Regions from separate parts of the Homo sapiens genome. Here region 2 is linked to region 1. Evidence: chromatin contacts called from ENCODE Hi-C or POLR2A ChIA-PET data. All regions are on one chromosome and are shown on one strand. The core of a region is the stretch at or near the end of the contact, and the rest is flanking DNA. Distances in the headings are between cores, read along the strand shown. Region 1 overlaps IQCJ-SCHIP1 (IQCJ-SCHIP1 readthrough). Region 2 overlaps IQCJ-SCHIP1 (IQCJ-SCHIP1 readthrough).

Region 1 (3,228 bases), core at 645-3,144:
GATGTTTGGGGATTACTGAGTTCATGTATATGAAGTACCCAGAGCACCTGACAGATCGTAGGTACTCATTTAATGTAAATTCCATCCCCTTCCAATTTGCTTACCATAGAAGATTCTTCTTACCAGATCTGTCCTCAGGTCTCTGAAGTCTATGCCACACAATGAAACATCTGTTCTTCCCTGAACAGCCAGGCCATCCACAGCTTTTTGCCTTGGGACTGCTGTTCTCTTTGCTGGAAATACTGTTACCCCATCTTTCCTTCTGGAAAACTCTCATTCATCCTTGAAGAACTAGTCCATTAACTGTCAAAGCACCCACTCTAATGCTTTGCAGTTTCTTTACTTTTATTTTTTTTCTTCTGAGACGGAGTCTCACTCTGCCACCCAGGCTGGAGTGCAGTGGCACAATCCCAGCTCACTGCAACCTCCGCCTCCTGGGTTCAAGGGATTCTCCTGCCTCAGCCTCCTGAGTAGCTGGGATTACAGGCACCTTCCACTATGCCTAGCTAATTTTTTGTATATTTAGTAGAGATGTGGTTTCACCATGATGGCTAGGCTTGTCTCAAACACCTGACCTCATGATTCTCCCGCTTCAGCCTCCCAAAGTGCTGGGATTACAGGTGTGAGCCACCACGCTCGGCCTGCTGTTTCTTTCTCATTGGTTCTATGTCCCCTTCTCTCTTGGTAACATTCCTATCTCCAGCTTCTGATTCATCACCCAGCACTGAGAAGGACCAGGGACTTAAGTGTTGTCCTACCCGAGAGAGCTAAGCATTCCAGCCAGCCTCATAGTGCCTGGCCCCTTGTTAGTTCTTAATAAGTGGTAGCTATCATCATCATCATCATCACCATCATCATCATCATCATCACTACTACTACTGCTACCATTGTCGCATGCTTCAGAATCTTCTGCCCCAAAATGTCTTTCCACCTACTTGTTGACATCTGAAAATTGTTCACAGGCTTTCATTTCATACTTACAGATGCAAATGCAAGTTAATTAACACCAAAGTCTTATCAACTATACAACAGTAGTAACTGGTAGCATATTAAACACTTGCTATATGCCAGATATTTTATATTCAATTTTCATAAAACCTATGAAGTAAGTTTAGAGAATTCAAGTGACTTAGTTAAGGTCATACAACAAATAAATGGTAGAGCTGGGAGTTGAACCCAGAACTCATCTTCTTAATGACTATACTGTACTGTGCTCAATAGGGACAGTAAGTGACTGGCAGCACAGCCTTCCTGCTTTATGAAGGGAGGCAGTTCGTGGGCAGCAGACACTAAGGTGACATGAAGGGCCTCAGGGTAGCCAGTCCTATCACTTCTGGTCAGCACTGCTTACTGTCAACCAGCTGGTGACAAATCAGTATGTCACTTTGAATGTGTACAGATTGTCTTCGCATGGTTTGTGAGGATTTTTTTTTTTTTTTTTTTTTTTACTTAAAGTCATAGATCATGTTGTAAAGTAGCTTCATTTTTCAAGGAGGTAGTAATTGAAATTGAAGTGTCCCGTAGCTCCATCCATGCTGACCCCAATTCCCCATGGGCCCCTACTGACTCCCTGCTGTCCTGCCACCTCTGTGGAGCTCACATACACTCAACACCCTCCTTCCACCTGCTTTCATCACCTTCTTCACACAGACTCATATCCTCAAATTATAGGCACCAGACATATGCAGGCCAACACACTCAGGGAGTAAGGAGGTGGAGAGATGACTGATAATATATATAAGTGGGGGGTTTGTAGATAGTGAATTGTAGACCAGAAAAATGTTAGACTTGAAAAAGACTTTATAGATAATCTAGGCCAGCCACATAATTTTATAGGTGCAGAAACTGAAGTCCAAGGTGACTCAGCAAATTAAATGGGTCTGCAGAGTCAAACGGTAAATAAAAAGTGAGTGCCAAATCTGATAGAGAGTTGGGAAAAATGAACTAGTGATGAATAGGAGAGAGAATGAGTGAGGTTGCAAGGGGGAAAGAGCATGGTGCCAGAGTAAAAAGTGGTTCATTTTTTATTAATGTTAAAATTCTACAACTCAGAAGAGTATCTTGGAGGAAGATACTCTTGGAGGAAGCTGGACTAGGGAGTTTCTCTGACATCTTTATGCGATTTGCATGTGAATATCTTCCTAATTATTTGTAAGTAAGCAATTAAAAGAAAAAAATCTGTATTTAAAAAGATAAAAAGCAGGACATCAAGTATTAAAGGCAATTTACCCCAGAATGTATGATAGTATATTTTAGATAGCAAAATCTGAGACTAGACTCTTAAACTGATCATTTTTAGGGGGTACATGAGATAATTTAATACAGTCATATAATTTGTAAAGATGAGATGGGTGTAATTGGGATATCCATCACCTTAAATATTTGTATTTATGCTAGAAACCTTCAATTTATTCTCTTCTACCTCTTTTGAAATATACAGTAGATGAATGTAAACTAGATTCACCTACTGATCTATCAAATCTTTTTTTTTTTTTTTTTTACTTTAAGTTCCGGGATACATGTGCAGAATGTGCAGGTTTGTTACATAGGTATACATGTGCCATGGTGGTTTGCCGCACCTATCAACCTGTCATCTAGGTTTTAAGCCCTTCATGCATTAGGTATTTGTCCTAATGCTCTCCCTTCCCTTACCCCCCACCCCCCAACAGGCCCCTGTATGTGATGTTCCCCTCCCTGGGTCCATGTGTTCTCATTGTTCAACTCCCACTTATAAGTGAGAACATGAGGTATTTGGTTTTCTGTTCCTGTGTTAGTATGCTGAGAATGATGGCTTCCAGCTTCATCCATGTCTCTGCAAAGGACATGAACTCATTATTTTTATGGCTGTATAGTATTCCATGGTATATATGTGCCACATTTTCTTTATTTAGTATATCATTGATAAGCATTTGGGTTGGTTCCAAGTCTTTGCTATTGTAAATAGTGCTGCAATAAACATAGGTGTATATGGGTCTTTATAGTAGAATGATTTATAATCCTTTGTGTATATTCCCAGTAATGGGATTCCTGGGTCAAATGGTATTTCTGGTTCTAGATCCTTGAGGAATCACCACACTGTCTTCCACAATGGTTAAACTAATTTATACTCCCACCAACAGTGTAAAAGTGTTCCTATTTCTCCACAGCCTTGCCAGCATCCAAACAGTAGATCTTATTTCCTCTCAAACTGTATATTTGTACCCTTGATCAAACTCTTCATCCCCTCCT
Region 2 (3,629 bases), core at 793-3,292, 150 kb before region 1:
GGTCATCCATTACTTGCCCGTTTATTCATACATCAGTGTGACTAAGCCAGCGTGGAGCCTCTTCCATCCACTTTCTCCCCGAAGCACAAATACAGGTTAAAACAGGGGACTGTTCAAATGGGTGGACTATGATAGACTTACAACTCTTAAGTGGTTTGCAACTTTAGTAGCTTTTAAAAGTCTCTGTTAAACACTGACTGAACAAAATCCTTATTTCTGCAAGAAGGCGATGTATCCCAAAGAAGGACTCTGAAGCAAAATTGTGAAATCTGTCAACTGAAATGTAGAACTAATATTTATTATCTATGTTTATTCTCTACAAAGTAACAAAATTGTAATAATGACAATCTTGATAACACATAGCATTTAGTTTACATAATTAAGAGACAAGTGCAGGCTGGCAAAACTGATACAATACTTTAGGGCACAATGTTACAGTGTGGTTTTCCAGTCACTCCTTTTCAATGATTGATTTTTTTCCCTATCCCATGACCTACCTGACCGCTATGATACTTATCTGCCCATTTTTCTCCTCCTCTGTGAAAAGGGGAAAAGAAAGATGGTGCATGCCTCCACTCCAGAGCAGGTCTTACAGGCACCACGCGAGTGGAGGGCCCTGCTCAGGAAGCCCCGCAGCTTCTCCAGTGTGAGCAGCAGCCCTGCCTGCCAAGACTGAACAGCTGTCAGGATTTCTACAGCTGTGGCTGCTGCTGTTCCCCAGAACTCGCCTTCAGCTCCCAGATTGAGAAATCCTCTCTGTCCTTTGGTGCCCTCCACAGCTAATGGCAGTTAACTTCTAATATTGGGTTTGTGCAAAGTTTCTCCAATCCTGAAAGCTGCCACATTTCACGCTTGAATTACAAGTCAATTAAGAGCAAAACAAAACAAAAACCTATTCTTTCTTGTCTTGAGTCATTCTATATTATAATTACCATGTTGTTGCCTTTCCTCTCTCTTCCTAACCCAAATCATGAAGCACAGGAGAAGTCCTGTTACCTGCCACATACAGACCAAAGAAGAACCCATTCTAACACAGCTTTGCCTACTGCTCAAAGAATTCACAGTAGCAATGTTGATCTGCTTATAATAAAAAATTCTGCTTTCTCTACTGACCAGATAGTGGGTATTCCACAACACAAAAGCAGCTGCTTAGATGTGTATTTGGGGTTGTTGGAATATTTTCCCATTCGTATAACATGCAGCTTCAAAACACAATTGATTGCTTAGTTGTCCTATTAGGAATACAATTGGCCAGGCGCGGTGGCTCACGCCTGTAATCCAGTACTTTGGGAGGCCGAGGCGGGTGGATCACCTGAGGTCAGGAGTTTGACACTAGCCTGGCCAACTTGGTGAAACTCCATCTGTACTAAAAATACAAAAATTAGCTGGGTGTGGGTGGCAGGCACCTCTAGTCCCAGCTACTCGGGACGCTGAGGCAGGAGAATTGCTCGAACCTGGGAGGCGGAGGTTGCAGTGAGCCGAGATCGCTCCACTGCATTCCAGCCTGGGTGACAGAGCGAGACTCCCTCTCAAAAAAAAAAAAAAAAAAGGAGTACAATTAAGCTGGTAGAGCTGATATTTATAAGAGAAAGCCATGGCTATGGAAGGGGAGAGGAAAGGAGAGCTGAACAACAGTTGGGTCTTTCGTTTACTCATACAAGTGTTTACTAAGCATGCAGGAGTTCAAGGTGAGGAGCTGGGTGTTTTGCACTTAGGCCCCACCCTCAAAAAGCACACCCTCTGTCTAGAGAGAAAGACACACTGTGGATGACAATTTACAGGTGTGAAAAGGACTACAGAGAGTGTTCTGAGGTTGCTGATCAGCAAGGTGAGGGAGGCCTAAGTCTTACAGTGTCTTTGGAAGACTTTCAATTAAACTCACTTACTCATTAAAGTACTTCTAAAGGTTTTAATTTGCTTACAACCTCCTTGTGTGTGTGAGTGTGTCACAGCCGCTGTGATTCTCATGAGAGGTAAACCCATGCCTCTGGATTCTAGAGCCGATGCTTTCCTCAGACACTAGGGGTCAGCAGCTTCCAAGAGTTGTGAGTCAGGCTAGGAGCCCCAGTTCCTTGGGTGCTGCTAGGAGTGGGTTGGAGCTGATTCTCAGAACAGCAGGAGTCTAATAGGCACTGTAGTTGCTCTTCCAACACCACTCTCCTTCTTTTAGTAACTACCTTAACTTTTATTTGAGCACCTTCAATTCCTCCTGCAAAGCCCAGGTGCTTGGGGGAAGTTGATCAGGTGGTAGGGCTTGTGGCTCATTATCCCATCCCCTGGCTCCACTTACGGGTTCAAGGATAAACACCACACCCTATTTGGGCCAATGAGATTGAGGAGAAATCTGCTGAGGATGACTGGGAAAATAGTTCCTGGCTCTTTTGAGAGAGTTCTTGGAAGTGACCATTTCTTTTTCTCCCTCTCCCTAGACAGTGATGAATAAACTCAAAGGAAAGGAAAATCATTTGGCAACCGGAAGGTGTGGGAGGATAGCTGTAAATGAAACTGACGGCAAAAAACAGAGCAGAGAAGTTTAAAGAAAAAAAATAACAGCATTCCTGGTGATGCCCCATTGGGCCAATGAAACAAACACATTCTGAAGCCTTTCCTAACCAGGAGCCAACCAATCTCATCACTGTGAAGCCAGGTTAGTTTGGTTTTCCATGATTTTCATCTGACTGAAGGCATCTCAAGTATACACCGAGGGGACAAAGGCAAGCTTTGGAAAATGTGGTAGCAAGTGATCTGCAAGCTACTATTTAATAAACTTTATGCCAGCTCACCCTACCCTGCAGACATCACAGCAGCAAATAAATGAGAGGGAGGGGACCCAGAATGCTTAACTGGGGAAGAAAAACTGAGGAAGACATTGTATACTCATGGCCTGCCTCTTTTCCAGTTGGCTGAGAAGCCCTTTTTATTAATTTGTTCCATTTCCTTACCATGTCCTTAGCAGTGGAGATATATTTTTTGGAAATGTATTGATCACAATTATATTTCCTTACACTGGGAGGACAAGGAGGCTCCCTGCAACAGACCTTTGAAAGTAATGAACTGACAGAGAGAACAGGCCTCCAGTTCCAGCTCTCTGCTACCAATCTCCCTCACCTGCTCAGCCCAAATCAGTCTCTAAATACTCAGAGCTCTAAAAGAGTGGGATTTCCTATAGTTCATTGTGGGGTTTTACCTCTAACTCAGTAAAGAATCACTGAGAGGGTGAAGGGAGCCCTATTACAACTGCAGGGACCAGGGAAAGTTGACTTGACCTCTCTGCTTTCCTTAGGTCATTATACAAAAAAGAAACATCAAAAGGGTCATTGTACTATTTTTCAAAGGTGTGAGGCCATCGTGATGCAGGGTATGGATTTGGGAGTCCAACAGATCTAAGTTTAAATCTTGGCACATCTCCTTACTAGTTGTGTGACTTTGTTTCTGAGCTTCTAAATCTGTAAAATGGGAATGGATAAAGCCTACCATTCAGGCTGCTCTGAAGCTTAAGTGAAATATACATGTAATTGGTTTGGCATTTAAAAAATTGTTGCTAGAATTATTATTTCAGTATTCCCCTGGACGAAGGAACGCTGTGACAGAAGAAAACAGAGAAGTAGCCAGGTCCCTAAACATTCCCA

Evidence for each region. Hi-C counts contacts between places; a loop is a spot of excess contacts on that map. ChIA-PET counts read pairs that join two places held with the same protein, here RNA polymerase II (POLR2A). Pooled maps may share reads with other maps.
Region 2: a map with no recorded cell type shows a loop between it and region 1 (2.2-fold over the local background). The contact joins two enhancer-like sites. A Hi-C loop is called at or near these places in 2 of 168 maps with a recorded cell type or tissue (Caco-2 and heart left ventricle), 1 of 37 single-sample maps with no recorded cell type and 3 of 50 pooled maps. POLR2A ChIA-PET finds 5 or more read pairs at or near these places in 1 of 52 experiments (PC-3).

Annotation. Positions count from the first base shown.
Region 1 is chr3:159,653,022-159,656,249 of GRCh38, reverse strand. The region is part of intron 4 of IQCJ-SCHIP1 (IQCJ-SCHIP1 readthrough); the gene reads right to left. The region is part of intron 1 of SCHIP1 (schwannomin interacting protein 1); the gene reads right to left. Among named protein-coding and RNA genes, the nearest start is that of IQCJ-SCHIP1-AS1, 110 kb to the left of the region's middle. Within about 2 kb of position 1,894, at least 2 of the 41 ENCODE cell types and tissues checked have a DNase peak (open chromatin) inside an H3K27ac peak, as active enhancers do.
Region 2 is chr3:159,803,729-159,807,357 of GRCh38, reverse strand. The region is part of intron 4 of IQCJ-SCHIP1 (IQCJ-SCHIP1 readthrough); the gene reads right to left. All of the region lies in intron 2 of SCHIP1 (schwannomin interacting protein 1), which reads right to left. It overlaps LOC101928351 (a long non-coding RNA gene), which reads left to right. Exons shown (of 4, transcript XR_007096144.1): 2 at 2,430-2,647. Among named protein-coding and RNA genes, the nearest start is that of IQCJ-SCHIP1-AS1, 37 kb to the right of the region's middle. Within about 2 kb of position 2,042, at least 8 of the 41 ENCODE cell types and tissues checked have a DNase peak (open chromatin) inside an H3K27ac peak, as active enhancers do.